Linked DNA regions of Mus musculus: region 1 is linked to region 2. A link is a loop called in an ENCODE intact Hi-C map of the cell type or tissue named here. Cell type or tissue: gastrocnemius. All regions are shown on one strand. Links, peaks and the distances in the headings refer to the core of each region. The heading gives the core; the rest is flanking DNA.

Evidence for each region. A loop is a pair of places that touch in the nucleus more often than their neighbours do. Peaks named below come from ENCODE experiments on the same cell type or tissue, not always from the same donor. Only the 100,000 strongest peaks of a DNase experiment are listed, where the experiment ranks them.
Region 1: it touches region 2 in a loop (9-fold over the local background); 12 of 42 quality-filtered maps call a loop at or near these places.

What each region holds. Positions count from the first base shown.
Region 1 is chr2:118,874,018-118,889,795 of GRCm38, forward strand. Ivd (isovaleryl coenzyme A dehydrogenase) reads left to right here. Exons shown (of 12, transcript NM_019826.4): 7 at 648-744; 8 at 2,299-2,392; 9 at 2,871-2,952; 10 at 3,644-3,748; 11 at 3,858-3,930; 12 at 6,436-8,892. The coding sequence ends at 6,569. Gm32798 (a long non-coding RNA gene) reads left to right here and starts at 13,734. Exons shown (of 3, transcript XR_374917.3): 1 at 13,734-13,887. In gastrocnemius, for the core only: no CTCF peak of the experiment used is centred there; DNase peaks (open chromatin) are centred at 8,335 and 9,522; H3K4me3 peaks cover 467 bases; H3K27ac peaks cover 375 bases.
Region 2 is chr2:118,780,016-118,794,665 of GRCm38, forward strand. It overlaps Disp2 (dispatched RND tramsporter family member 2), which reads left to right. Exons shown (of 8, transcript NM_170593.3): 2 at 6,031-6,360; 3 at 6,685-6,714; 4 at 6,856-6,979; 5 at 7,257-7,372; 6 at 7,544-7,671; 7 at 8,002-8,099; 8 at 9,584-14,650. The coding sequence starts at 6,047. The coding sequence ends at 12,811. Among named protein-coding and RNA genes, the nearest start is that of Disp2, 7.6 kb to the left of the region's middle. In gastrocnemius, for the core only: CTCF peaks have their summits at 10,754 (motif pointing right) and 12,622; DNase peaks (open chromatin) are centred at 8,124, 9,319, 9,640, 10,567 and 5 more places; H3K4me3 peaks cover 808 bases; H3K27ac peaks cover 730 bases.

The sequences.
Region 1 (15,778 bases), core at 3,381-11,380, 91 kb after region 2:
AATATATAACTTTAGAGAGCAGGTGTTGGCTTCCTGCCATCTGCCTATAATGGCGATGAAGACAGAAAGCAGGTGCCACTGAGGCTTGGGGGCCCAGCTGCTGGGGGGGTACTAGAGAGTTTAAGTACACAGTGCCAAGGTTGGCTGTACACTCCATGAGGGATGGGGGGTAGCTAACTAAGGTTGGGACTGGAAAGGCCAGGAGGTAACAGAGCAACATGCGTGTCTCCCGGCCACTTGGCAACAGTGTATCTGAGTCATCTAGGTCAAAGCATGTAGGTGGTTGGAGTCCGGGTTCCTTTAGGGACAGGTGGGTAAAGAATGAGGGCAGATTGGCATGGGTTATGAGAGTATCTTCAGAGTGATATCCCTGGGAGAGTGGGGAGACCTGGGGACTGTTTCATTGAGAAAACTGCTCCCCTGAGAACCAGGAAGACGCAGGCTGCATGGCAGAGGAGTTGGGAACAAGGTTGGTTTGGTGTGAAGACTGGAGTTTTGCACAGAGAGAGAGAGAGGAGAACGAGAACTCGGGAGTAAGATGCTAGCATGCCACATTTGTAGATAAATCAGGTTTTCCCTTTATTAGCACCCCCCCACCCACCCCGTGGGGCAAGTCTAACCAGGGCCTCCTTTGGTTTCCTGTCAAGGGTATGCCTGGTTTTAGTACCTCCAAGAAGCTTGACAAGCTGGGTATGAGGGGCTCCAACACCTGCGAGCTGGTCTTTGAAGACTGCAAGGTTCCTGGTAAGTGACCAGGGAATAAGGGAGTCCCTGCCCTGACTCCTTTGCAAGTTGGGAAAACCCACTACCACACCCTTACAGAGGTTCGCCGCCATCATTTGTCCCGTGATGCACAGTTGGACTGTGGGCCTCCAGCTGCTGGACAGTTGTCTGTCCTGGCCACAGACCCTGCTGCTGTTGGCTTACCTGCCTATGATGGGGTTCTTCTGTGGGTACCACACCTTGCCTAGCCCCATCTACTGACATCCTTCAGACTTCCTGTGCACTGACTGTACAGCCCACGTGCTAGCCTGACTCTTTGTCATATATAACCCGAGGAAAACAGGTTAAAGGCAGAGAACTTATTTTGACTCATGGTTTCAGGTGTCAAGCCTATGGCCCTTTGGCACCATTGCTTCTGTACCTATGGTGAGACAGAGAATGAGGGGAAAGTGGCGAGGGAGAACTGCTTATTTTGTGGAGGTCAAATAGCAGTGATAGAAGAAACCAGAGTCCCTCTAGACTCTCACGGACACACCCCCAGAGGCCAGTTTTCCTTGGAGGTTCTTCCTCTGATCATTTCTGTTGTCTCCGCTGATGCCATCAAATTATGACTCCGTCATCAGGTTAATCCATTGAGCAGGTCAGCCTTCACAATCCAGTCACGTCCCAAACCCCACCTTGGAACACTGCTGCAGCAAGAGCCAGGCCTTGTGCACACACCAGCCCACCGCAGGGCATTCCCTACCGCTCTGAATTACACTCAGTAATGATGCTAAAAGCCCATCTGAATAAATTGACAGAAGCCAGACTCGATGAAGGAAAGGTAATTTGATTTTGCAGGAATAGCTTCTCCCTGTGCTATATCTGTAAACGTGACACCATGTAGCACTGTTAGAGAGCCGAGGGTGGGGATCTGGCCATCAATTAGGACTGCTTTGTGCATCAGCCACAAACCATCCTGAAATAGTGTGCTGTACACAGGGGGTCTCTAGAAAGGGAGACCGTGCAGACTCATCTTTGTAAAGAGGAAAAAAATCCACCCACCAGCCTTGAAAGCAGGTAGGCTGTCCGGTTTCTATACCCAATGTTCTGCCCACACCTCCCAAGTCCTTATTAGAGGGAGTGGGTGCTCAGTAACTTCTGTCACCAACACCCTAACTCAGAGACAAAGGCGCTTTCACGAGCATCATTGAGAGGTGACCCTACAGACGACCTCAGGCACCGAGTTCTCTGATTTCTATGTTAGTAGACATCAGGTGTAGAAAGAAGCGAAGAGGGGCAGGGTGAATTCTAAACCAGTCAGCTTTTCTTCTGTCTCATCCTAGGGTCCAGGACAAGAAAGGAAAAGGAAAGATCTAACAGCTTGGGGTTCTGTAGTGTTGTGGATGCTGGGGGGGGGGGTCGTGACCTAAAGCTCCACTTCTGCCTGGAAGTGGCAAAGTTCATCTTTTCCTCTCTCTTGAAACCCTAGTTGAAGGTTGAGTGACTCACTTTTGTGCCTTATGTGACATAGTACCTTCTATCCAAGTAAAGAGGCTATGAGCAGCCTTCTCTGACTTGCGTTTATCCCTGCAGCCGCTAACGTCCTGAGCCAGGAGAGTAAGGGGGTCTACGTATTGATGAGCGGGCTGGACCTAGAGCGCCTGGTGCTAGCAGGTGGGCCCCTTGGGTAAGTGTAAAGGGGCTGAAGGCCTCCTGGGTAAGCACAACATGTCACCAGCATGCGGCTGGGGGGTACCTGAGATCTCCAGCCCTCGTTAGGTTAGCAGCTTCACCCTGGTATGCAGCAAAGACACAGGAAAGTTACTTCTGTCCTCGAGAATCTCCTCCTACATTTAACTTCTTTACCCAGAAGGGAAATGGTATGAGGTGACAGATGCCAGGGCTGTTTAGTCACTGTGGTTGTGAAACCAGAGGCCCAGACTCTGCCCGCTGCCCACTGCCCGCTGCCCGCCACACCTTCTTGATCTCAGAGAAAGGTACATGGGAGCTGGGCAGGCGGTGCTGTGGCTGAGCAAGGGGTCTCTCAGGCTCCTTTACCTTTTCTCTGGGATTTCAGTTCCCATCTCAACCCTCGGGCCCGATGCCCTGACATACCCACTCCCCACTTGACAACACAACTCCACAGGCTTCCTCCTTTCTGGCAGGATCATGCAGGCTGTCCTGGACCACACCATTCCCTACTTGCATGTGAGGGAGGCCTTTGGCCAGAAGATCGGCCAATTCCAGGTAAGCGAAGTAGTTGCTGAAATGCCTTCTTCCACTGGGTTAAGGTTTTCCGTTGGGGAGAAGAGGCTGTCGAGCGAGCACTGTGGGATAGCTATTGTCCTTCTCTTACAAAATGAGCCTTGGGCTGGCGAGATGGCTCAGTGGGTAAGAGCACCCAACTGCTCTTCTGAAGGTCCAGAGTTCAAATCCCAGCAACCACATGGTGGCTCACAACCATCTGTAATGAGATCTGACTCCCTCTTCTGGAGTGTCTGAAGACAACTACAGTGTACTTACATATAATAAAAATAAATAAATCTTTAAAAAAAAATGAGCCTGAGATCATAGAACACAGCTCCTTCCCACCCAGCCTGGCTCTGGAGGGCCATCACGTCCTATTGGGGATGAATGGACCCAGCACTGTACGGCTGGAAGGTAAAGGATGCAGCACACTGGGGCTTAGGAGAACAGGAGCTGACTTAATACTCCCACCTTTCTGGCTGGAGGAGGCTGCTAGAAGCTAGCCACTCGAGAGGCAGCTCTTTGGCCTCGTCTCCTAGAGCTGTTTCCATCTCCGTGATCCTAAGCGGGTCCCGTCTTTTCTTTGTACCCTGGTCCCTCATCCGTGGCTATCAGTTTGTCCTTGCCATTGACCTGCTTTTGGTAATTAGAATGTCCCAGTATGTTGACCCGTTGGTTCCTCCTGTGCCAGCTGATGCAGGGAAAGATGGCCGACATGTACACCCGCCTCATGGCAAGTCGACAGTACGTCTACAATGTCGCCAAAGCCTGTGACGAGGGCCACATCATTCCCAAGGTGAGGGCGATTCTTTGGGAAGAAGAGGTGGGGCGGTGGGTCATTTCCTGGGATGGGCGTCGTTGTGCTTGTCAGGACACTGCTGAGCAGAAAGAACCTCCTTCCACAGGACTGTGCCGGTGTGATTCTGTATGCAGCCGAGTGTGCCACACAGGTAGCCCTGGACGGCATTCAGTGTCTAGGTGAGTGGCTCCCTCTCCACTCCTCGCCCTGTTTAAGCCAGCCACACCCACGCTGGCACCTTTAAGTCATCCGCCCACTGTGAAGAGGAAAGGGACATTTTTGTAACAGCAGTCAGTAATAAATGAATATTTATTGTTTTAATGGGGGGTCGGGTAGGGCCTGCAGACACAGCTCAGTAGTTAAGAACACTGGTTGTTCTTCTAGAGGACCCAGGTTCTATTCCCAGCACCCACCTGGCAGCTCACAACCATCTGTCACTGATGTTCTATGGGAACCAATACCCTCTTCGTGTCCTCTGAGAGCACCAGGCATGAATGTGGTGCACTGACAAAACATGCTGGCAAAATATCCATATATGTAAAATCATTATAGCAAAATCATTATCTATCTATCTATCTATCTATCTATCTATCTATCTATCTATCTATCTATCTATATTATAAAATGATTGCAGACTCAGTGGCTGACATGAACAGGAGAAGTGGGATTCGAACCTAAGCCTGTACCCTTCACCACTGGCCAACAATGAATGTGTGCTCCACCCAAGGCTTCTCTTTCCTGGTGACCTTATACCAGGCATATATCATATGATATATACACATGTGCACATATAGATGTGTATATGAAAGAGAAAAGTAGCCAGGCAGTAATGACACACACCTTTAGTCCTAGCACTAGGGAGGCAGAGGCACGTGGATCTCTGAGTTCGAGGCCAGCCTGGTCTACATAGTAAGCTCCAGGACAGCCAGGGCTACACAGAGAAACCCTGTCTCGAAAAAGGGGTGGGGAAGAGGCTACAAGCTGTCCTTACCTTCGCTGCCTGGTATAAGGTCACCAGAGAGAGAAGCCTCATTGTTGGCCAGTGGTGAAGGGTACAGGCTTAGGTTCGAATCCCACCTCTCCTGCTCATGTCAGTCACTTGAGTCTGAAATCAGGGATGGGGTGGGGTGGGGACAGAGCTCTCTGTGTAGCCCTGGCTGTCCTAAGGAACTCCTCTGTAGACCAGTCTGGCCTTGAGTGCACAGAAATTTGACTGCCTTTACCTCCCGGAGAGCTGGGGTTAACGGTGTGTGCCACTACTGCCTGGGCTTTTTTTCCCCCCTGTATTTCCTTTAAAGCAGAGTCTCTGAGTTGATGGTATAGCTAAGGATGACTTAGAACTTGTGATCCTCTGCCTCTACCTCCTGAGTACTGAAAACACACCTGTTTGTATAATGCTTTGAATCCAGGAGATTGAATCCAGCCAGAACTTTGGGTGTGCTAGGTGGACACTTTACAGTCCCAGCCCCAGATTTTGTTCTTTCTTTGTCTGAGTCCTGGGCACCTGGGAAACTTTCTAGGCCAGCCCTACTGTGCCTTCCTGACCCAACCAGGCTCCCTCGATGCCTTTGCTTCTGTTTAATCAACCCTCCGGCACAGCCTGTATATCTGGGGGTGCTTATTGGTTCAATCAATAGACCAAAGATATTCAGAAAAGGCTGGGCATGGTAGTGCATACCTGTATCCCAGCACCTGGGAAACTGAAGCAGGAGGATTGCAATGAGCTTGAGACCAGCCTGGGCTACATAGTAACTTCTTGGCCAACCTGGGCAGTAGCTCAGTGTGGTATCCCCAAGCATACACAAAGCCCACAGCCCAGCACTGTATTAACCAGATTACAAGTTAATCCCAGAACTCGGGAAGTTAGAGATGAGAGAGTCAGAAGTTCAGGTCATCTTTGGCTATATAGTGAATTGTAGGCCAACCTAGGATATGACAGACCCTGTCTCAAAAAGGAACCGGGAGGAAGAAAGGAAGGAAGGGAGGGAGGGAGGGAGGGAGGGAGGGAGGGAGAGAGAGAAGGGGAGTGGAGGGGAGAAGGGAGGGAAGGAAGGAAGGAGGAAGGAAGGGGGAGGAAGGACATGATCAGAGAAGAGAATTACATCCGTAGCTTGGGATTTTGCCACACTGAATAAAGGACCAGCACGATGGGTCCTTGGGTTGAGGAGCTGGCTGCTGAGCCTGGCAGCCGAGATTGGTCCTCAAGACCCACGTGGTGAAAGGAGAAAACTGACACATCATACACACTGTCCTCTGACCTCTACATGTATGCCAGGGCACATGTGTGTGCACACACATGTACACAAATTAAATAAATGTAAAAGAAAAGAAAAACTGTACCTGAACTGCACATAGACCCCTTTTCTTGTCCTGATTCCCTAAACATTCCAATATAACAACAGTTTAAATGGTACTTATGTTGTATTAGATATAAAAAATAACCTAGAGATATTGAAAATATGAACTGGGGTTATAACTCAGTGGTAGAGCATTTGCCTAGAGTGTGTGAGGCCCACACTCAGTCCCTAGCAGAGAGACTGGGAGGGAGAGCGGGGAGGGCATCGCATGCGCATAGGTTATATGGGAAGGAGCCAGTCCTTGACCATCCTGGAGGGTCTGTTTGCTTCCTCACATCACCCCCTGCCTTCAGTTCTGTCCTCTCTCTTCCCACATCTGCTTCACAGGTGGAAATGGCTACATCAATGACTTCCCCATGGGCCGCTTTCTACGAGATGCCAAACTGTATGAGATCGGAGCTGGGACCAGTGAAGTGAGGCGGTTGGTCATTGGCCGAGCTTTCAATGCAGACTTCCGCTAGCCCTCTGCGGCCCATCGCCCCCTGGTCCCAGCACCGAGAGGCCTTTCTTTGGAAGCAGAGATGTGGCAGCCCTCTGACCTGTCTAAGGAAGCTCTGCTGCTCAGCTGCCCTTCTCTGTCAGCCCTCTGCCCCGTGTGAAGTCGGATTCTCCAGCCGTTCCGGGCAGGAAAGCCTAAAATGACTGCTAAAATGACTTTGGCTTTTTGGGGGGTTTGGGGGGAGGGTGGCAGTGTCTGTGCCATTGCTTTCTACATCTGAATGTGATGACCTGACCCTCCAGGTAGCATCTGACAGGTACCCGACTCCTTTTCTTGGGCAAGCCTCTGGCAGGGTGCCCTTTCTGTTCAAGGGTAACAGAGGCATTACCCCTTTCAGTTGTCAGATACTTGTGGTCTCATTTCTTGAGGAAAAGGCAAAAGCCATCTCCTTCTTAACTGTTTCTCCAAGAGCTAGACAGCTCCAGAATGCCTATGGCAGACCCAGGAAGGACAGAGTCCACAGTCCAGGCAAGACAACACAGAAGATCGGCTCCCTCGTGTACCTGAGTCTGTCTGCATCACTCTGTCACAGGCTAGCACTGGGCCTGCTCATGTGACCTTCTGCAGCTGACTGGCCAGCAGACACAGGTCCTGTGGCCCAGCCCAGGTTGCCTGGCTCCCCTCCAGCCTTGTTGCCTCTGTATATTTCTCTAGACACCCTGTGGCTAATTTTATTACAACTGCACAATGTCTGTTGCCATTTTGTATTAAATATACTGCAAGGTAAACCCTTCTGCGCCCAAAGCCGTGTTCTGCAGGAGAAACAAGCCACTTGCTATGGTCCTGTCTGCATCCAGAGAATGTCCTTGAAGCGGCCTGCCCTTCAGTTTGCCCTTTGGGAATGGGATAGGAGGCCAGAATAGGAAGTCTCAGACCCAGATCTCCTGGTGACTTTTCTTCTTGTTGTGTGTGAAATTGTACCTAGGCTGTGCTAGGCAGGCACTGCACCACTGAGTCAGCTCCTTGCCCTACCAACTTCTCCATGGTTTTATTTTAGTCTCCCTGTAGCCGAGACTAGCTTTGAACTAAGACCCTGAACAGTAGATCTGCCCCTATCTCTTGAGTGCTGGGATTACAGGCAACACCCTGTGCTTTTTCTTAAAGGAAAGGGGGAGAAAATGGGGGGGGGGTGTCAAGTGTGGGAAGACAGGAGGAGAGTCTTAAGTTTCTGGAGGATTTTGAGAGTTTTTTTTTTGGGGGGGGGTTGCTTTTGATTCAGAGTCTAACTGTAACTCAGAATCCTCCTGCCTCTGCCTCCTGACTGCCAAAATTATATACATGAACCACCACAGCTGGCATATCTGAGTTTTGTTTCATTTGTCTAGCTATATAGCCCAGGCTGGCCTTGGACTCAAAGATCCTCCTCTGCCTCCCTAGTTCTGAGATTAAAGGCACGTGCAACCACCACACCCAGCTCAAACTCTGCAAGGTTGTTTTGTTCTTTTAATACTTGACTTTTTCAAGGTCAGAATTGGAGCTAGGATCCTAATGGGCTAGCAACAGGGACATCCCAACCTTGGGCCTCCCAACCTTGGGCCGTCACAAATAGCGCCCAGGCCGTGGATTACCACATTCATGTGAGTTCCCAAAAATAAAGACTGTTTTTCCTGGCTCCCAGCCCAACAGTCTTAGCCTAGGTGGAGTGCTGAGGTCTGAGACAGGTGGAGTCAGCACCTTAGCAACCCCACACCCGTCCCATCTTAAGAGGGGGTTCATGAATGCAGTAGATACACTGACCAGCTGAGGAAGATCCCTGGAACAACCCACAGAAGATGATCAAAATGAGGCAGAGGACCTGCACGCCTGCAAGATTGTCACCAAGCCAGACAACCTGGGTTGGAGTCCAAGAACCCATATGGGGGATGGAGAGTTGCCCTCTGACCTCCATAAGTTATCAGAAGGCAACATGTCACCCAGTCATGCCATAGGAACCCTACCAACGAGAGTGTGCCCCAGAAGTTCACCTGTTAAAAACCTCAGTCCCAGCCATTTGTTAATGGTTTAGGTAGTAATGACTTTAGTGGCTTTATAAAAGGGAATCTTAAACTAGTGTGCCTGCTCTGTCGTGTCAGGTCTCCTACCATGTTATCAGGCAAGAGAAGAACACTGGAGTTGGGAGCGCCATGCTTTTGATAGTCAGCCTCTGGAACCATGAGCTATAATTACCCAATCTGTTTGTATCCAGCTATAGCAACTGAAAGGAAGAATGTGATTGTTTTTCTGAATTTTTTTTTAATGTGACACACAAGAAATGTTTTTAAATAAAAGACAAAATAAAAACTATGTCTGAAAAGTGGATGGGAATAGTGGGGGTGGGACGCTGCTAATGAGAAGTGTTAAGTGTAGCCAGGTCTTGTGCCTTATCAGAATCTAGTGACAAACACCTGGGCTCCCTAGGGAGTGACACTGGGCTAAGGCAGCTATATGGGGGTTTTTGTTTGGTTGAGTTGGTTTGGTTTTGGTTCCCAACCCCCACCCACCCCGCTGATAATCCAACTTGGGCCTGGAGAGAGTTTCTCCCCAGGGACCAGAGTCTTAGCCCCACATCCCAGTGGTAGTCCCTTGTAATATTGCTTCACTTCACACATCCACTCCTTCCCTGACCTTTGCAACCAACTGAGTGCTCAAGGCAAGATTGCTTAAGGATGCAAAGCCCTGCTGGGTGAGTTGCTCAAACCTAGGAACGACGGGTGAGCCAGCCACGCTCTGACGCCCGGGAGGCTGGGTGGGGCCCGAGCCGGAGTAAAGCAACAGCACACAGAGTGGAGAGAGCGTCTAGCACACAGCGTGCCCTGGTGGGGGCTGGAATCCGCATGGCCATCGGTTATCTGCTTATGGCGGATCTAAAGTGCTCTCACTTCTTAAGACTCCTGCCTTAAAGCTCTGCGGGCGGCCGATTGCAGCGAGGACTCCCGGGACCCGCTCAGTCAGCGCTGCGTGGAGCTCGCCTGACCCCTACCGGCCATCCGCGGACTCGCAGGCGCGGTGACTTTCTGGACGCTCCAGTTTCCCACTCGTGCTCTGGATGCACGGTTTCCAAGACTGAAATTTCCCCAGAATTTGTATTTTACTAAATGAGAACATTGAAAGATCACTATCCACTATCACCACCATCTCATACAAGAAGGCCAAACAAAAACAGGGAGACCATAAACAGCAAAGATGAGTGTGGTATTCTTTTAAAAATTATGGTCAGAGTTTAAAAAACTGTAATTTTTTTTCCAAAACTTATTTTATGTGTATGAGTATTTTTCTTGCGTGTGTATATGTGTTCTGCTTGTTAGTCTGATACCCGCAGAGACCAGAAGAGGAGCTGGATTCCCTAGAACGATGTTATGAGTTGCCTTGTGGGCAGCGGGGAAACCCATTCAAGGGCCTCTCAATGAACAAATGCCCCTAACCCGGGGGAGCCGTCTCCCCACCCTCCAAAACAATGTAAGTTTTTAAAAGTTTATTGAAGAGGAAAGCCTGTCCCCTCCTTCCCCCTGTACCATTCCCCCAGGACAAAACTTCTTTTGAATCTGTAAGGAGTTCCTTTTTGGCTATTCATGCTTCTAAGTGCTCTATTGATTGATTGGTTCGATTGTAGGTCCTCCTAAGGATACTGTTTTAATGTGCATAATTGTCATTTATGACAATCTTGTTATATGCTCATATTTTTTTCACTATCCAACAGGCATTTAGACAAGCCCCCAGATAGATGGGGGGTGTGGGGGGGGACAGGGCAGGAGCACATACCAGCCTCTTCTTCTGCCTATATTCCACTCCACAGTGGAGGAACTCAGAGCCACACTATGCAAGGTGGGGGCTCTCCCCTACTGTGCTCTACCTACTTCCTCTAACCAAGAGCCATTCAGAATTCGACTTCTCCACACCAATCCAACTTGCCTCCCTTCTTCCAGTCCAGGTCGCTGAACTGCACCTCCACCCTGAGCCAGAGAGAACAATGGAGCCTCCTCTGATGGAGCCAACCATGCATCCCAGCACATTTAAGGTCAATACAAAGGTTACACTGGGCATAGTAGGCATCTTGTATACCCAAGCACTCAGGAGCCTGAAGGAAAGGATTACAGTGACGTTGAGGCCAGCCTGAGCTATATATCCAGTTCAAGGCAAGCCTGGGCTACCTAAGTAAAAGGACTGGGAAAGTGCCCCCCAAATAAAGACCTAACATCTCAGTAGAGCTCCTTTGTCCCAGATGCTTTGGAGACTGAAGCAGGAGGATCACTTGGGGCCAGGAACTTGAGGCTACCTGAGCAACACACTAGACCCAGTGTTAATAAGGAAGCATGGTGCTGCGTGCCTTTAACCTCAGCACTTGGGAAGCAAGGTAGGCAGGTCTCTGTGAATTCGAAGGCTAGCTTAGTCTAGAGAGAGCTCCAGGTCACACAGGGCTCTGGAGACCTTGTCTTGGGGGAGGGGGACCTAAGGATTAGCAAAGCAAACACAATTTGGGTCTATCTTGACTCTTTCTGCAACTCCCCTCTCCGCTGCTGAGCACAGCAGCTGTGGTTGTACGCAGTCTTCCCTGCCTTACTCTGGCCTGGGCCTTTGCCCCAGCTGGTTTCTCCATCCAGGAAGTCCTTCCAGCTCTGTGCTGTGCCCTCCCCTAAAGCCTCACTGCAGGCTCCCTCCAGAAGAACTCTCCAGCCTTTCTTCTCCTCTCTCCCCACCTCACCCACAGCCCACTCCCCTTCCTCCCACCTTGGCACATGAACATCCAAGGGCGCACGACACGTTCAAGGGCAAGGTGGGCATTCTCTTCTTCATGCCTGCCACCTGTTTCCTCCAACAAGGGACAGCTCCAGGCCACAGCTTCTGCTGTTCTAGAATTCTAGAACTGCTCGGCAGTTCGAGTACGCCTGCCCACTCTCAGGGAGAGAGGCTAGCCTCATTTCTCCCAAGTATTTCTTGGATGCTGGTTGCTGTTAGATTAACTAGAGCACTCAGCCGGAGGCAGCCCCCCATCCTGCACCCCATCCTGCACAGTGGGTTTTATTATCTGATGTACCCATTTCTCTGCCTTTAGGCTGTAAACTTGAGGGCTAGCTCTGGGATTGCACTTGTCTATGTGGGAACATCAGCAGCAGCGTCATGTGATGCCTGGCCCATGTGTTGCTGACAACATTGGTTATTTGTTCTATGGTCACCTTATAATACTGTTAGATTTTAGAGGTCAAAAATCATTTCCTGCCAGATACCATCGATGGCATGTGTCCATAGTCCCAGCATTCAGGAGGTCGAGGCAGGAGGATTTCATGTTTGGGGCCAGCCAAGGCATTGTGGTGAGACAGAACAAAACAAGCAAGCAAACAAACAAAAACCTACAGTAACAACAAAACCCTCCCAGTTCTCTGAACCTGCAGCAGGGCCAGTGCTTGCAATAGGTACTCAGTAGCTAAGTTCATGCTGGATGAGGGAAACAACAGGTGGGCCGGAGCCCTGGCCTAATCCAGAGTTGGCACAAACAGCGGAGCCAGCCGGCTTCGCCTGACCCTGCTCTCCCCATCCCTTCCCACCCGGGAGTAGCCAGGGCCCAGCTGCAGAGGGAGGCCCTCACTCCCAATCTTCCTCTGACCCACTCAGAGAGGAACCTTGGCCCCTCCTCTGCCGACTGGGGACAGAAAATAGGGGGGCAGAGGAGGACCACACACTGCTCTTCCCTTCCACGGTAAAAATGTGCACATAAGCAGGCACATACGTGCAATGTCAAAAATAAGAGGCAGAAGCAAGTTCTGTGGTTTAACCAGTGACCCCGTCATTTGAAGGACTGAAGCAGGACTGCCAGTTCCGGGCCAGCCTGGGCTACATAACAAGACCACGATTTTTGTTTTGTAAATGAGTCCAAATGAGCCCCTGACCATTTTATTTTATTGCATTGCATTTCACTTCATTTTATTGTGTTGGGGTGGAATCCAGGGCCTTGGTCTTACCAGGCAAGGACTCAGCCACCAAGCTACACCACCAGCCCTCAGTAATTATATGTTTGTTTGTCTACTTGCTGCTTTGAGACACTCTCACTATGCTGCCTAGGTTATCCTTGAACTCTAGGCTCAGGCTGGACTCTTGCTTAAGCCTCCCATGGGTGTACATTTTTCTTTTTTTTTTTTTTTCTCAGGTGGCTTCTTACCCGTCTGTGTATCTCTACACAACATTCTACACAACATGCTAGGTTTTTAACTTTTTATAGTTGGACTTATATAGTGTGTGTGGTGTGTGTGGGTGTATATGTGTGCTTGTGCGCATGCACATTGCTTCTATGGCTCATGGCTGTATCCCACTGCTGGTTTTCCTTCCAGACTCATGAACAGAACTATAACCTGCTCAACATTTTCTTGTCTAGCGCACATTTTCCCTCATGTAGAAATTGTGTGATGTAATGTCCAGTCTACCCCGATGGGCATTTGGGCATTTCTAGTTTGCAACTGCTGAGGGATGCTCCTCCTGGTGCGAGCGTGTCTCCTCGGGTCCTCTAGGTACGTCCTCACAGAGGGAATTGCTTTGTGGTAGGGTACACATATAACTAGCCTGAAAAGGGAATTCAGAGCTTCTCTTCCACAGTTGTGGTCTGGGGTCGAGTGAGACGGGTGAGACAGCCCAACTGCTGCCTGCCCTCCCTGACAACCTAAGTTCAAACCCTGAGACCCACACGGTCTGAGGACACCAACATTCGAAAGTTTTCCACCAACCTCCACATACACAGAGCAGAGCATGCGTGCCCACAAACACATGTGCAGCACAGGTACAGAATGAAGATGTCATTTAAAGTTTTAAAGGAAAGTGGCATGTCTATAATATTCTTAAAACAGTGCCACGAGAAATGACTCAAAACAGAGGTGGCAAGCATGCCAGACCACGGTCAACTCCGTGTATTTATGAATGTGCATAGCTGCGTTCCTGGTCAAGTCCATAACCCACACGTTCAGCAAAGCTTTCTGAACAACTACTAAGCGCCACACCCTGGGTCACGGGCGTGCGGATAATGACGAGTCCGCCCAGACCAACCTGGGAAGGACAGTGGTGTCCCCATGTCCTCTGCCAGTCAGCCCCAGCTCGTCAGCTTACCCAGGGGGAGAGAAAGGTTGGATGGGTAAGTGGGGGATTTTCTTGAAAAGAAGAAAGCTATTCCAGGCTCAGAAAGGAGCATGCTCCCTCCTCGGAGACTGCAAGTATAGCAGATGCAGGACTGCAGAGGACCTGGTCTACGCTCATGTTGACAGAGAAGGGCACACCACCAGATCCATCCAAGCACGCCTTGTGCCTGTCTGGAGCAGACATGGGTGAGCACACACACGGACATGCATACCGCTACACACACGGAGAGTCTGTCAGACACGCTGCAGGAGCAGAAGCAAGGAGCGTGAACACGCAGCTGCCAGTGAGAGATAAGCTCAGGATGGGGTGGGGGGGTGGGGAAGGGGGAGCGCCTGCCTGGCCTGCCTGGCGAGCCACCTTATGCATCTGCCTGAGCTCCCCAGGGGCAGCCTCTGCAAAGTGCAGTGTTTCAGAACAGCCTGGGCACCTTGCCCCACCCTCAAGGGCTTGTTCTATTTACAGGAATGGAGTAGCAAATTCTCTCAGTCCGACTTGGGTTGTGGCTGATGCTGGCAAGCTAAACAAGATCAGGTATTCAATGGGTTCTGTTAGTTGTTGAAGAAAAGTTTAATGAAATTCGCTGTGAGGTTCGGGGCGGGAGTGTAATTCAGTGATAAAATGCCTGCCTAGCCTGCTTGAGGCCCTGGGTTCAGCTGATCCCTGGCTCTGTGAAAAATAAAATGAAATAAGAGAAAAGTGAGAAAGGGAAGGGAGAGGAGTGAAAGGAATTTTAAAATGGAAGAATTTTGAGCGGGCAAGAAGCCAGCACAGAGAGGCCACTGCTCCAAAGTCAGCATGCAGTGTCCTGGCCAAGAGTGGAAGGGTAGAGGTTGGGGTCATTGCAAGGTTGCCGAGACTGGACATAAGTCAACTTTATACGACTGTAGGTTTTGTTGTTGTTGTTGTTGGTTGGTTGGTTGGTTGGTTTTTCAAGACAGGGTTTCTCTGTATAGCCCTGGCTGTCCTGGAAATCAGTTTGTAGACCAGGCTGGCCTCGAACTCAGAAATCCACCTGCCTCTGCCTCCCAAGTGCTGGGATTAAATTGTGCACCACCACGCCCTGCTTAACTAAGGTGGCTGAGGTCTGCTCCCCAATCCTGACTCTTTGCAAGGCCCCAGCTGGCTAGTTCAGGATAAAGAATTGCCACTTAGAACATAACTCAGCAAATCCTAGCCTGTCTCAGCACCTCTCTCCCTCCCCCACCTTCCCCTCCAGTGCCTCTGGACAGAAGTTGGACTGTGGTCCACTGAGGCTGGAGAAGGACGAGAAACGGTCTGGTGTTTAGGGACTCCATAGCATCTCAATACCTTCCCTCCCCGAGGTTTGCCTGCCCCAGAGAGGAAAAAGGGGAAAAAGCCCTCACTGGAAAGCAACTGAGGCCAGGATGCCCAGGGTACACAGCTCTGTGTCCCATTCTCTGTCCTACACATAGCTGTGGCTTTCCATCTTGACGCCCAGTCACTCAGACGTGCAGCACCCACCTCTTCTGCACTCCTGAGTCTGGGGAGAGGCCACGGGTATGAGACAAGAGTTCTAGATATTCTGTAGAATGTGAAGATTGTCACCAAGAAGTGACAAGACTGCTTTCTGTGAGAGAGGCTGTGAGGTCTCCCCAAGAGAATAGTCTCAGCCTGCCAGGGACATTTGCCTGAGACATGAGAGCAATTATTCAGGGGCTGGAGAGATGACTCAGCAGGTAAGAGCACTAACTGCTCTTCCAGAGGTCCTGAGTTCAAATCCCAGCAACCACATGGTGGCTCACAACCATCTGCAATGGGATCTGATGCCCTCTTCTGGGGTGTCTGAAGACAGCTACAGTGTACTCAGATATAATAAATTAATTTAAAAAAAAAGCTATAAGAGCAATTACTCAGCCGGGGGTGGTGGCGCCTTTAATCCCAGCACGTGGGAGGCAGAGGCAGGCAGATTTCTGAGTTCAAGGCCAGCCTGGTCTACAAAGTGAGTTCCAGGACAGCCAGAGCTATACAGAGAAACCCTGTCTCAAAAAAAAAAAAAAAAAGAGCAATTACTCTATGAATCCCAACTGTAGCTCCCTCACTGGGAGGGTACCTCTT
Region 2 (14,650 bases), core at 6,651-14,650:
GGCGAGTATGATTGTACACCTTCATTTTGCCTGGCTAGTTCATCCTCTCTCATCGACACTTGATAATACCAGTTCTCGTTGCTTTCACCTCCTGGGGGACCTGCCCCACCCACTGTTCTCTCCTTTCCCCTAAGGCCGCAGATGTCCATTTCCTTAGCTTCTAGAGCTTCCCCAACTCCCTGAGGCCTTGCCTCTGCGTCTTTGCAAAAGGCCTCAGGACCGCAGCTATGTCGGTCTGCATGTCAGTGAGCAAAGGGGTGTGCATGTACAACGGGGGGAAAAAAGGCTGGCCAAAGCAGGTATCCTAGGGAGAGAAGGCGACATTTGGGATCTACACCACGGGCTGACTGTCTGTCCATCACCATCAGTTCCTTGTCTGCCCACTGCCATCGGTTGCTCTGCTGCCCAGCAAATCGTTGTTTGTTTTCCCTGCATGGCCTCCTGCTTGTGTACACACTGGCTTTAGCCTCCGTGTATGGCAAAAACTAGACTGAAGCCATGACCGCTGAAGGAGCCTGGGGGGGGGGGTGGAAGAGAAAAAAAAAAACCACCTTCCCACTGAGCGCCCATTCCCAGAACTGGGTACCCTTCATTTTTCTGACTTCATCAGACGTGTGGTGGAACAGTCTGGCCAGGTAGCAATATGGCGCCATTTGTGTGTCCTGCCTGACTCTGCCGCCCCCAGAATCTCTCTTCAGACATGACACTTCATCTCTTTCCTGCCTGGACTGAAATAAAAGGCATTTTTAAGAGGCAAAAGGCAGTTGCAGACACCTTATCTCAGATTATCGGATTTAAATTGTACATTCTGTTTCTCAGAAGCAGGAGAAAGCCCCACAGGTGGAAGCAAATGTTTTCTCCCTCTTTTATTAAATTATTACCCTGAGAGAGATAAAATCTTATTCAAGAGGGCAAATCACAGTATGGGTATATTCTCCAGACCAGAGCACAGGCCAGGGACTCTGCTTGGAGCCACAACCTGACCAAAAGAAGGTGGGACTGGGGCTGGGGGTAGGGGTTGCAGCTCAGTGATAAAGCATTTTTTTCTAGCATTGGCAAAGCCTTAGGCTCCATCCCCAAGCACTGCAGAAAAAAGGGGGGGGAGAGGAGGGAGGGAGGGAACAGTGACAAATCAGGGCAGGGCCCAGGACCAGGAGCATCTGTACAAGGGGCTACAGCATCATTGGCTGTCTGGCACATCTTGCCAAGGAACAGTCCTGTCTGGTCTCTTCATTTCTCCCAGGCATGGGAACTACTTGTTCTCTTCCAGCAGTCCTCTGGAACCCCTGCTGATCTCTGAAGTTCCCCAGAGACCGTGGATACTACACAGGCATAACAATTTTGTTCAACTCAAGAGAAGAAACACAAATATGCTCCTGTTGAATCAAGCACCACCCTGGGGATAGTTATACCATAAAAAGTACATACTATACACATCACACACACACAGAGATAGACACACACAGACACACTACACCACAAAATTATCACACAGACACACACAAACACACTACACAACAAACTCACATCACACAGACACACACATACACACAAACACACACACACACACACCACACACACACACACACACACACACACTGCAGTCCTTTCCTCCCAGTTCTAGAGATGAAACTTGAGCCTTATGTGTACAAAGAACATTACATCCTCATTTCCACCCTCAAGGTAACATGCAATTGTGATGCCAGCCCTCAGGTGGCTGAACAGGAAGATCACAAGTTCAACGCTACTCTAAACTACATAGACCTTGCTTTCTCCCTTTCCTTGGCCTCCCAAGACCCTTCCTTTTGGCCCCGCCTCTGCATCTTCACCTAGCCTACAGAGAGAGTATCTGTCTTTAAAAAAAAAAAAATTCAAGCGTGGTAGCAAATTAACCCCAGAACTCACTTGGGAAGCAGAAGCATAGAGTTCAAGGCCATCCCGATATGCAATCTCAGTTTGGGAGGCTAAGGAGGGGAGTGCCATGACTTTGAGGCCAACCTGGGCTATATATCAAAAGCAAAAGGGGTGGATAGAAAGAGAGACAGAGAGACAGAGACAGAGACAGAGATCTTGTTTGCCTAGGCTGGCCTCCAAGTACTCTATCTCCAGGCACAACTTTCAGTTCTACAGTAATTTATAAAGTCATTGGCTTCAGAGATGTTTGAATAGTTAATTATTTGTACTTTTAAAATGACCATTGCCTTTCTTAATAGTATGAACAGCTCCCCTCATCTGTCCTGGTCACTCTGTGGGACCACAGTGACATCCAGATGAGTCTCTGAGTTCAGGGAAAGATTATTTCATACAGAGTTGTCCCTTCTGGAGCGCCTGCATTGGGGCTATGTGCCTGGGGCCAGATTCATCACTTTCTACCCCACTCCCCACTACCCTCCACCCCCTATTTGGCCGGTGCAGACAGGCAGCCCAGGAAGTTACTCATCCTAATTAGAGAGCTGGCTCATTTCCTTGGGAAGACTGAGACAAAGGTTCAACCCTACCACAGTCAGGCACAGATTTTCTACAGTGGCGTAACATCCTGCAGCGTGAAGACAGATAAGCTTAAGATCAGTTGATCTTTGATCCCTGTAGAGGAACTGAAATGTTTACAGGGAGGAAGCTGGAACCATAGAGACCTAAGTGGAAGCAAACCAATGATGGAGACTAGGTCCCTTTCAACAGAAGGAGTTTGGGAAAGAGAGTACTCCATTTTCCAGCAGTATGCTCTGTGGCTAACTTCTATTACAAATGAGACTGACACACCAAGTTGGGGCCTGGTTCTTTTTTATTTTTTTTATTTTTGGTTTTTCAAGACAGGGTTTCTCTGTATAGTTTTGGCTGTCCTGGAACTCACTTTGTAGACCAGGCTGGCCTCAAACTCAGAAATTCGCCTGCCTCTGCCTTCCAAGTGCTGGGATTAAAGGCATGTGCCACCACGCTCAGCTGGGGCCGGGTTCTTAAAAATATGTCCTGTGCTCAGTGCTCTAAGGTCGTAGGCTGCTGGAACAGGCCCCTCACCTCTACCCTGGCTACCTGACTGTCTTAAGCTCTAGGAGGCAGGCTGTCCCCTAAGAGGGAGACAGAGCTGATGCTGGTCACGTTGAGACCCAACCCAGGTCAGGCACAGTGCTAAAAATTAAACAAGCAAACAAACAAACTGGGGAGATTAAAACAAAGGCCAAGCTCTACAGCAGCCAGGCTAGAGGCTTACAGGCTCTTGTGAAATAATGATATAACGGCTGGCATAGTGCAGAGAGGCGAGGTTATGAACCATGATATAATCTAAACCAGTGTGCATGCAAGCAGGCACCCAAGCAAGGTGGGGGAAGGGGAGTCACGTGACAGACAGGGAGGCAAGCAGGCGAAGGTGAAGTTAAAGACCTTCAGAGGCAAAAAAGCAGAGACTGACACACTGTCTAGATTAACTGATTTGAAATGTCTGTTGTGTTCCTCAAAGGGAAGAGAAAGCCCCACAGGTGGAAGCAAATGGTTTTCCCCTTTTTTATTAATTCATCAATCTGGTGGGTAGAAAGCCTTCTTCAAGAGGGTAAGACACAGAAAGCCAGCTTTGTTCTCAAGAAACAGTTGCTGACGCTGGCCATATTCAAACCTCAAAACCCAACGTAGGCTGACTACTGTACTGAGCACATAGAATATACAAATAAATAAATGGACAAATAAAATAGGAAAAAACTATAGGTAAAAACTCTAGTAAATGTTAACACCCGGCATGGTGGTATGCACCTGTACACTGCGCACTGAGGAGGCTAAGGCCAGCCTTGGTTACACAGTGAGCTCCGGTCTCAGTAAGTGAATAAATTAACAAATGATCTCATACATACCCATGACCCAGGCAGTTATCCAGTTTCTCTTTGGCCCAAAGGGATTGGCCTCCAAGGGCTTAGCGCCTGGCTGCTTATGTCATCAGCTTTATGGAGTTGTCTGAGGTCTTGCTTTAGAATGTCTTTGGTCAAATCAATATATTTTGCCGGGCATGGTGGCACACGCCTTTAATCCCAGCACTTGGGAGGCAGAGGCAGGCGGATTTCTGAGTTCAAGGGCCAGCCTGGTCTACAGAGTGAGTTCCAGGACAGCCAGGGCTATTCAGAGAAACCCTGTCTCGAAAAAAAAATCAATATATTTCTAAATGTTAAGTTAGTACAAATAAATATGCATGACCTCAGTCGTGACATCAGATTTCAAATGCAGACATTATGAAATGGGGATATTACCTGAGTACCTAAAAGGGTCACGTTACCCATGCAAAATACGCTGCTTAAGAGAACACACTCCCTGTGGTCCTGAACTTGAGAAAGAGTAGGAAAGCAAACGTGTCCTCCACATGCCAAGTTCTATTTCAGGAATGTCATGTGTGCTATATCAAAACCGAGAGCTCAAAAGAGAATGCTCCAACCATTGTCTTCTCTGAGGGCCCGGAGTCAAAAGATGAGAGAGCCTGGAGCCTACCTCCATCGCGCCCCCCCCTTCAATGTGAGGCTTGTTCTGTCTTAAACTGTTGATACAGCCACTCTTCTGACAGGGGAGGGAAATAGGCAGAGTCCACCCATTATTTCCACCTTCTTGTCATGGTTTCTGGGAAGAACTTAGCCATTCAACCACCACAGGCAATGACCATCTGCCACTGTGGCCAGGGCTCTGGCTCATGACACATCTGGCAGGGCACCAGGTAGGCCTGGATATCAGAGTCAGTGTGGCATACACCTGAATCTCCCATGGGAGTCAGGTAAACTGCTGGGCTGGGTAAGCCAAGCAATTTAAAGGAAAGGAGACTTCGCCAAATCATTCGGCCCTGAACTTCTCTGAGAACCCCCATCATCTCCAGGCAGTCTGCTCTGTTGTCAACTCTTTCCTGTCTTAAGACTGGCAATCCTACCCCAGAAGTAAAGCTCTCCCTTCCCATGGAGCTAAAGAGAGGAACTAAACATGCACACAGTGTTGTCTTGATGATTAATTTGGGGACTATCACTGACTCCTTCCTGTCATACACCCCAACAAAGCAAACCTGTGCTTTGTTCATGACCCATGCCAGGACTGTTGAAAAAGCAGCAATCCTGTTTACTGAGTTTTCCAACTAAAATTGGGCCATCTGAACTTCTTTCTGATAGAATCCAACATGTTGGGCTGTCTACATCTCCCAACTACCATGAATTCCCAGGGCTATGTACTGAGTCTTATTTAACACAATGCCACTTTTACCAGCCAGTCTAACACCGTTCACTTAATGGACATCCCTGGCCACCTTCTGTGTCAGTAAGATGCTCAAGGCACTGAGGATGTAGAGATGAACCTTTCTACACATCAGTTTCTGCCTTCCCGGCTTCCACAGCACACCTGAGAAGTGGGGCGTGTCTCTAATCTGATAACTAGTTGCGGCAAATACACGAAGAAAAATCCAGTAGGGCGATGAAACAGAGAGGATGCCGGTGACTGCTTTAGAAAGAGTAACGAGGGACCCTTTGCAGATGCTCAAAGGATGTCTGTCAAGAGTGTAGAAAAGCTGAGCATGGTGGTGCATGCCTGTAAGGAAGGCAGAGGCAGGCAGATCTCTCTGAGTTCAAGAGCAACAGGGTCTACCTAATGATTTTCAGGAAAACCAGCGCTACATGGGGTGGGGAATATATAAACAGGCAACTAGTTAGGAAGTGCACGGTCTACAAGTTCAGAAGACCTTGGACTTTGTTCTAATCTTTACCTCTCATTGAATCTGTTTTCAAGCCTGTGAAGCAAGAAAATTCTTCTTGGTTTTGTCGGCAGTAAATAAGACCATGCATGTAGAGATACATTTACTATCAAGCAGTGCCAGTTATGCTTTAAGAATGAATACTGTTTGGGCGAATGTGGACCTTGGCATGCATGACTTGAGCTCTCACCCTCCTCATCTGTCGGAAGAACTAAAAAAGGAAAAAAGAAAAACCACCACCCCTAGGTTCCTATCTCCTTGTCTCGCTTACTGAATAATTCTGGGATGCAGATAACCCACTACCCCTATCTTTCCTGCCTGTCTTCTCCCAGGTCCTAGACCAAAGCCATGGCTCCTGAGGCAAGCCCAGAGAGAAGCTGCTCCCTCCACACCTGTCCCCTTGAAGACCCAACCGGTGCTCCGGTACCACCACCAACCGTGTCCACGCTCCAGGCTATAGACCCGACGAGTCCGTTAACGGCTGGTCATTTTGCCTTTCCTCGAGCGCCTCAAGACTATCAAGAAGGAAGTTCATTATTAGGATTAGGAGACCAAGCATCTCTATGTGCCCATGTCTCCAACCTCAGCACCTCCATAGACACCTCTCAGCATGATGGGGTCTGGAAGCAACCTTCTGTGCAGCGCCATGTGGTCAGTGTCAGGTAAGGAGGGGGCTGGAAAAGCCATTAAAAGGTACAGCAGACACTGAAGCCTCCATTTCCTTTCTTAGTAAGTGACTTGGATGGCTCCTGCCTCGGATGGAGGTGGCAGCTTGGATGGAGCAGGAAACAAACAAACAAACAACAAAAACAAAAACTGGAACTTGGGGGTGGGCAACTCTAAAAATTAGTACCAACTTCCTCTATGCCTTGTCCTCTGTCTTGCACCCCTTCCCTTCCTAACCCAATATGTACTCAGTCTTTCTCCCCAACCCCCCCCCCACACACCAGAAGACTATGGTAAACGTCTCTTCTTATCTTCTACAGGCAGGAACGCACTTTCCGGATGCCGAAGAGGTAGGGCCAGTCTTTCTCTGTGCTCCCAGGAGTGGCTAGGCTGGTACCCACTCCATAAATTTTCTTCTCTGCTACCCCAGCTCACCACCCTTACTACCATACCCAACACCAACTCAGGCATGCTTTCTCCCTCTTTTCCAGCTATTCTCATATGATTGCTGATTGGCCAGTGGCTGTGATCGTGGGGTGTCTGGCCTTCATCTTCCTCTGTACCCTAGCTGGGCTGTTGGGAAGCCCACCACTTGACTTTTCTGAGCCTTTACTGGTGAGAGGCCACAGGAGGGAAAGAGATCCCTACACTTAACCTTACAGCTCAGTCTAGGGCAGACAGTTGATCTATCTTGAGGGGGAGGGGTATAAGGTGGTGTTGGTGAGTTCTGGATCACCAAAGAGAGATAGGGATGGTACAGAAATCATATATCTACAATCCAGGTAGGAGGGAACCAAAGGGGTACAGCTGGGAAGGGTGCAGAAGGAGGGTAGTTTTCCTTTGCCCCCCACTACTCCTGCATACTTGTTCTTCTCTGCTCTTTTTCCTGCAGGGTTTTGAGCCTCGAGACACAGAGATAGGCCGAAGGTTAGAAGTTTGGAAAGCCATGCAGGCCCTCACTGGCCCCAAGAATCTGCTTTCTCTTTCCCCAGACCCTGAGATGAACAGGTAATATGTCCCCCATCTTCCCACTGAGAGTAGCAAAGGGAGGAAGAAGTCCAGGAAAGGACACCAGGTGACTTCTCCAAAGACATGGGAGAGCTGGCTGGTGCTCCTTCCATTTCTTGAGAGTCCACCATCCTGAACAGTACCTTGGGAAAACTCTTCTCTCTACCTCAGCTCAAGCCTCCTCAGCACCCTGAGCCCTGCAGCCTGGGGCAGGGCCGAGGAAAGTGTGGTCCGGACCAAGAGGATGGTGGGGCCTGTGGAAGTCAAAGAAGAAGAGAACTTCTTTTGTGGCCGCCCTGGTAAGCTGCATGGTGGCCAGTCCTGACTTCAGTGGGGAGGGGGGGGTCCACACCCTGTAGGATGAGCAGGTCCAGAGTTAATAATAGGCAGATTGGAAAAGAAAATGGCCACCAGCCATATCCAAGCCAAGGAAGATGGAGTAATAAAATCGGTCTCAAGTCCTCCAGTCAGGTGCAGGCAAGAATGAACGCAGGCAAGACTAGGCACAAGGTATAGACTTCCGACTGCTGGGGATCAAGGCTTCAGGTGGCCCAGAATGAGAATCTTCTCCTTTAGAGGGCCCAGGTTCTTGGGTCAAAGGGCTGAGCTGTGTGGGGGTTGTGTTGCAGAGAAGAGCCATGCAAAGCTGGTGTTTGTGTCCACCTCTGGGGGAAGCCTGTGGAACCTGCAAGCCATCCATTCCATGTGTCGCATAGAACAGGAGCAGGTGAGCTGGCTGGGGACATGCCAGGGTATGGGTGGGAACTGAGGACATGAAGGACCCAGTTCCCGTGGGATACTGCTTAGCCAGGACTGCCAAGGTGGACTGAGGAGAGCTCTTCCTGCTTAGAAAACTATTCCAATTCTGCTGGAGGCTCTGGGTTGGGCCAGGGCAAAGGAAAGTAGGCTAACTGTAGAAGCTCCAACCTCCTGTGGCAACGAGAACTCAAGCAGAGCATAAGGAGTTTCAAAAGGTTTGAAAAGAGATCTAAAATGTGTGTGGAAGAGACGCTGGCCCCGGGAAGTAGAGACTCTAGGCTTCAAGACTGCAGCCTTGTCAATCCAAGCAGTGGCAATTCAGTTATGCTGCTGGAGAACCATATACAGAGGCATCTGTGGAAGTGTTTGCTGCTAAAACCAGTAATGCAAAGTGCTCTATAGCTCTATACACCAAGTCCCTTGTGTCACATCACAATGTCCAGAGCATCAGAAGACACTGGTTAAGAATATGTGTTCTGCCCTCAAATGCCTGAGTTCAAGGCCAGCTCAGGGTTCATTTGGTATGTAACTTCTTAATCTCTCACTGCCCCATATGTGTTGTTTTTTGTTTGTTTGTTTGGTTGGTTGGTTGGTTTTCTTTGTTTTTGTTTTTGTTTTTTGTTTTTTGTTTTTTGTTTTTTTGTTTTTTGTTTTTTGTGTGTGTGTGCTGGGGATCAAACTTAGATACTTGAATGGACTAAGTACATGCTCTATTACTGAGCTACATCCTCAGCCCTGTAAATATGAAATAGGGACAATAGTATGCCCTTTATAGGGAAAGTGACTGTGAAATGAGATTGAATTTGGAAGAATCTGACATAATTCTGGCACTAGGAATGACTTGATAAGTGTATAGTATCAGTGTCGCTGTCAACTAGACATGTGGTTAATGGCAGAGTGGGGCATCTGACTCCCAGGTGGGAGCTTTGCCCCACACCAGCTGTTGTGATGGGGACAGCGGGGTTAAAAAGGAAAGGAGGCACACGGTGGCAAGAGGAAGTTCTGGCCTTAAGAGGCCTTCAGTAACCCAGGGAAAGAAGGGCTGGGGGTTCTCCACGACCCTGACCCTGGAATGTCTTCTACTGCTTGCTTCCAGCTCCCTGGTCTCTTGACCTTGCCCTATATGTGGCTTGTCACATCTATTCCCATTCCTGACTTAGGAAGTTGCAAAGCTGGCAGGGAGGGGCTGCAGGAGCCCTTCTGGTAGCCTCTGGGAAAGGTCTGGGGAAACCTCCCCAGGCTTGCCTTTGATAAAGCCAAGATAGAGTTACTAGAAGCTAGGTGAGGTGCAAAGACAGCTTTGAGACAAAGTATTTCCTTTGGGTAGTCAAAATACTTGCTCTCTGCCCTTCAGCATGACAAGAGGTGAGAGAGCTCAAGACAGGGTTAAGGTAACCTGGGCCCCTGGATTTCCCTCTGAGCTTCACTCCCCCACTCCTGTGTGCCCTACAGATCCGCTCTCACATCAGTTTTGGGGCTCTGTGCCAGCGATCAGCAGCCAATGAGTGCTGCCCCAGCTGGTCCTTGGGCAACTATCTGGCCGTGCTGTCTAACCGCTCCTCCTGCCAAGACACTACCCAAGCCGATACAGACCGCACATTGGCCCTGCTACGGTTCTGTGCCACCTTCTACCATCGTGGTGTCCTGGTGCCTGCTTGTGTGGGGTCTAGCCAGGACAAACCCCCGTTTTGTGCCCAAGTTCCTGCCAAGTGTACCGGAAGCAACGTGGTCTATGAATTCCTGCACTACCTGCTAGACAGAGACTTTCTGAGTCCCCAGACTGCGGATTACCAGGTGCCCTCCCTCAAGTTTGCCCTGCTCTTCCTGCCCATTATAAAGACCTCCTCTCTTCTAGACATCTACCTGGACGGCCTAGGTGACCCAATTAAAGTCTCTGACAACTACACATCTATCAGTGGCATGGACTTGGGCCTCAAGCCCAGACTGCTGAAGTATTACCTAGCCGAAGACACCATGTATCCCTTGATAGCCCTGGTTGTCATCTTCTTTGGCATGTCCCTCTACCTGCGCTCACTCTTCATCACGTTCATGTCACTTCTAGGGGTGCTGGGCTCCCTAATGGTGGCCTACTTTCTTTACCATGTGGCATTCCGCATGGCCTACTTCCCCTTTGTCAATCTAGCGGCTCTCCTTCTGCTTAGTGGTGTCTGTGTCAATTACACGCTCATCTTCTTGGATATGTGGCGCCTCAGCAGGGGTCAGGTGCCTTCCGGGGGCATGCCACACCGTGTAGGCCGTACCATGCACCACTTTGGCTACCTGCTCCTGGTCTCAGGCCTCACCACCAGCGCAGCCTTCTACGGCAGCTACCTGAGCCGCCTGCCCGCAGTGCGTTGCTTTGCTCTTTTCATGGGCACTGCTGTACTAGTGCACATGGGGCTCACACTGCTCTGGCTTCCCGCCACCGTGGTGCTCCATGAGCGCTACTTGGCTCACGGCTGTGTGGCCCAAGCGCACGGCCAGAGGGGTGGCAGCGACCCCCTGAGGCTGTTGCTGGCGTTGCACAGACGGATCCGTATTTTTCGCAAGATTATTTCCATCCTCTCGCGCCTGCTTTTCCAGCGCCTGCTGCCCTGTGGTGTCATTAAGTTTCGGTACATCTGGATCTGCTGGTTCGCGGCGTTGGCGGCAGGGGGCGCCTACATCGGCGGCGTCAGCCCTCGCCTGCAACTGCCCATTCTATTGCCACTTGGAGGCCAGTTCTTCCGTTCTAGCCATCCCTTTGAACGCTTTGACGCAGAGTATCGCCAGCAGTTCCTGTTCGAGGATCTGCCTCCAAACGAGGGCGGCAACTTGCCAGTGGTTCTGGTGTGGGGAATCCTGCCAGTGGACACTAGTGATCCCCTGGACCCTCGCACCAACAGCTCAGTGGTAAGTGATCCTGACTTCTCGCCTAGCAGCCCGGAGGCCCAGGAGTGGCTCCTGGCTCTCTGCCATGGAGCCCAGAATCAGAGCTTCTTTGGAGATCAGCCAGAGGGCTGGCCTACGCTGTGTTTAGTGGAAGCCTTACAGCAGTGGATGGAGAGCCCTAGCTGTGGCCGCCTGGGTCCTGATCTATGCTGCGGACAATCAGAATTCCCCTGGGCCCCCCAGCTTTACCTGCACTGTCTCAAGATGATGGCTCTGGAGCAAAGTCCTGATGGCACACGTGACCTGGGACTCCGCTTCGATACTCATGGCAACCTGGCAGCTCTAGTTCTAAAGTTCCAGACCAACTTACCCTACAGTACAGAGTACGGCCCGGTCCACCACTTCTACACTGAAATCAGCCGCTGGTTGTCAACCGAGATGAGCAAGGCACCTCCTGGCCTCAACCAGGGTTGGTTCACCAGCAACTTGGAGCTGTACAGCTTGCAGCATAGTCTAAGCACAGAGCCAGCTGTCGTGCTTGGTCTGGCCCTGGCACTAGCCTTTGCCACACTGCTGCTGAGCACCTGGAATGTCCCCCTCAGTCTGTTCTCTGTGGCAGCTGTGGCTGGCACCGTACTGCTCACGGTGGGCTTGCTGGTTCTTCTTGAGTGGCAACTCAACACTGCCGAAGCTCTCTTTCTCTCTGCCTCTGTGGGCCTCTCTGTAGACTTAACCATTAACTACTGCATCTCCTATCACTTGTGCCCACACCCGGACCGCCTGAGCCGTGTGGCCTTCTCTTTACGTCAGATCAGCCGGGCCACGGCGATGACGACTGGAGTGTTGTTTGCCTCTGGTGTGATCATGCTGCCTTCCACTATACTGCTCTATCGGAAGCTGGGCATCATCGTCATGATGGTCAAGTTCCTTGGCTGTGGCTTTGCCAGCTTCTTCTTTCAGTCCCTGTGCTGTTTCTTCGGGCCAGAAAAGAACTGTGGCCAGATCCTCTGGCCCTGCGCCCATCTGCCGTGGGATGCCGGGACTGAGGATCCTGACGAGAAGGGGCGAGCGGGGCCACCAGGATTCTCCGAACACTATGAGTTGCAGCCCCTGGCACGGCGCCGGAGTCCCAGCTTCGACACCAGCACAGCCACCAGCAAGCTTTCCCATCGGCCTTCCATACTCTCTGAAGACCTGCAGATACATGATGGCAGCTGCTGCCTCCAGCATGCCCAAGCCCCTGTCTCCCCAAGGGATCTGCTCCTAGACCACCAGACAGTCTTCAGCCAGTGTCCAGCCCTGCAGACCTCCTCTCCATATAAGCAGGCTGGCCCCACCCCCCAAACCTGGATCAGGCAAGATTCCCAGGGACAGAAAACTGAGCCCCTGCAGGCACTGCCAGAAGGCCCTGCCCACTGCCCTAAGTCCAAAGTGGAAGAGCTCCCCGATGGCCTGTGCTCCTCAGCCAGCACCCTGGAGGGACTCAGCGTCTCAGATGACACCTGTGCCTCTGAGCATAGTGTCCGTGTGCCAGATTCTGTGGGTACCTCCCCAGAAGTCATGAATGGCACTGGACACCCCATACTTGAGCGGGGCCAGCTGAATGGGAAGCGCGACACCCTCTGGCTAGCACTGAAGGAGACCATCTATGACCCAAACATGCCCAATTCTCACCACAGCAGCTTATCCTGGAAGGGCCGTGGAGGGCCAGGCGATATCAGCCCTGTGATGCTTCCCAACAGTCAGCCAGATCTCCCAGATGTTTGGCTCCGTAGGCCCAGCACCTACACCTCTGGCTACAGCAGCTGAGAGAGGCCAAGGAAGGCCAGACCAGGGTCCACAACCCTGTTGGTGAAGATAAGGCAGATGCCACACTAGCCTAGAGCCTGAAGGTATTTCTCCCTATTGACATGATGTCTTACCCTCCAAGTATGGATTCTAAACCCTGCCAGATGTTCTAGCCTTGATCTCTTTGCTACTTACCCCTGCATCTGGAGGATTCAGTGGGAGGGCCTTGCAAGGTAATACCAGGCTCTCCCTGTGACCAACTAAGGACTCATCTGTCCCCACAGTGCCAACAAGGACCCCTACTCTGGAAAGGAGGGAGGCCAGATGTGCAGTTCCAGGTATTGGGGAGGCTGATCAGCTGTCTCCCGGGTGACAAGAAGTTCAGTGACGCTAAGGTACTCCATCTTTGGGATCCAGTTGGAGTATCTCACTGACTAGAAAAACCCTTAAGAACCTCCACAGCCTATTGAATCTCATCCCTTCTCATTGGCTCTTAATCGGGACACTTCAGTTCTTGGGAAGCTTCTCTGGGCTGGAAGTGAACACGGGCCTCTGTCCTGCACTGTCCTGTTCTGCTCACACTCACCAGTGTGACTAGAAGCTCTCCAAAAGCAGGACAGAGGTGGATGACAAGAGAGAAGCAGGAGACAGGAAGGTCGGCTTTGGAGTATCCCTAAATTCCAAGATTCCCCCATAGGACGCTGACTCCAGAATGTTCCCCTGTAAGTGAGCAGTAGTTACCCCTTACCATTGCCACACCTGCCAGTCTTCTTGGACCTTTGCAAAGTTACTCCACAGTGGCCTGCAGTTGGTCAAGACACTGAGAATGGTTGATTGATTGTCCCCCAAAGTCATGTCACTGGGTAGCAGCAGGATTCTCTCCTGACTCATGCTGCCACTATAGCTCCCTGTCTCCTCCTGAGTGTGAGCTTCAGGGCCCTGGGCCCCTGGCTGTCTTGGTCCTTTGCTTCTGGCAGTTACCCAGTCTCTTTGCTTGAGCCTCTCTTTGTGAGCCCTCCCTCCCCTTGGGGCCTCCACCTCCAGAAAGAGTTGTAGTCTGAGTAGACCGGAGAGTTCCTCATTTCCTTTGAGTTTCCCCGCTCTGAAACTCTCTGAGATGCCTACTAGCCATGGGCCTACCGGGTCACAGGCAGCCGAGCTGAAGCTTAGGCTTCAAGGATGTGCCTCTTTCATGGCTGAGGAGTACAGACAGGCTTTGCCAGAAGAGGTACGAAGGGACAGAAGAATGTGAACAGAATCTAGTTAAGACAAGAACACAAAGTTGCTCTTGTGGAGTTGTCCAGGACCCTGAAGTCTAGGTATCAGGTCCTCAGTTTCTGAAGACTAGGCCTCCCAGTAAGGTTGCTTGACGGTGTCACTGATCAGTGGCAGAGTGCTCTCCTGACTCATCCTGCCACTATGGCTCCCTGTCTCCTCCTGACCAACTGCCTGCTTCAGGGCCATTAGCTTTCTCCACCCAAAGCACTCATGTGACACAGCTCAAGACACCAGGCACCATCTGCAAGTTTACTGAACACCTGCATTGGAAAGGGTGTTGTAAGGGAGAGAGACATGGAACGGAGAACTGGCCTCCTGCTGGGAAGCAGGCATTAGTGGGTCAGGGTTACTGCCGAGCTCAGGTGCCCAGCAATAGGTGACCGGGAAGATCTCGTGGAGAGGGATGGGTTTGAGCTGGGCTTCAGAAGATCAAGCAGATCAGACAGGAGGGAGCTTGGTGATCCAACTCCAAGGGTCCCCTAAGGACTGTTCTTTCAATAAGCTCCTGTGTCTAAAACTCCTGCTCCGAGGGGTGTGAGTTTAGGGGTGCTGCTAGCTCAGCTTCCCTTTCTAGTGCAGATC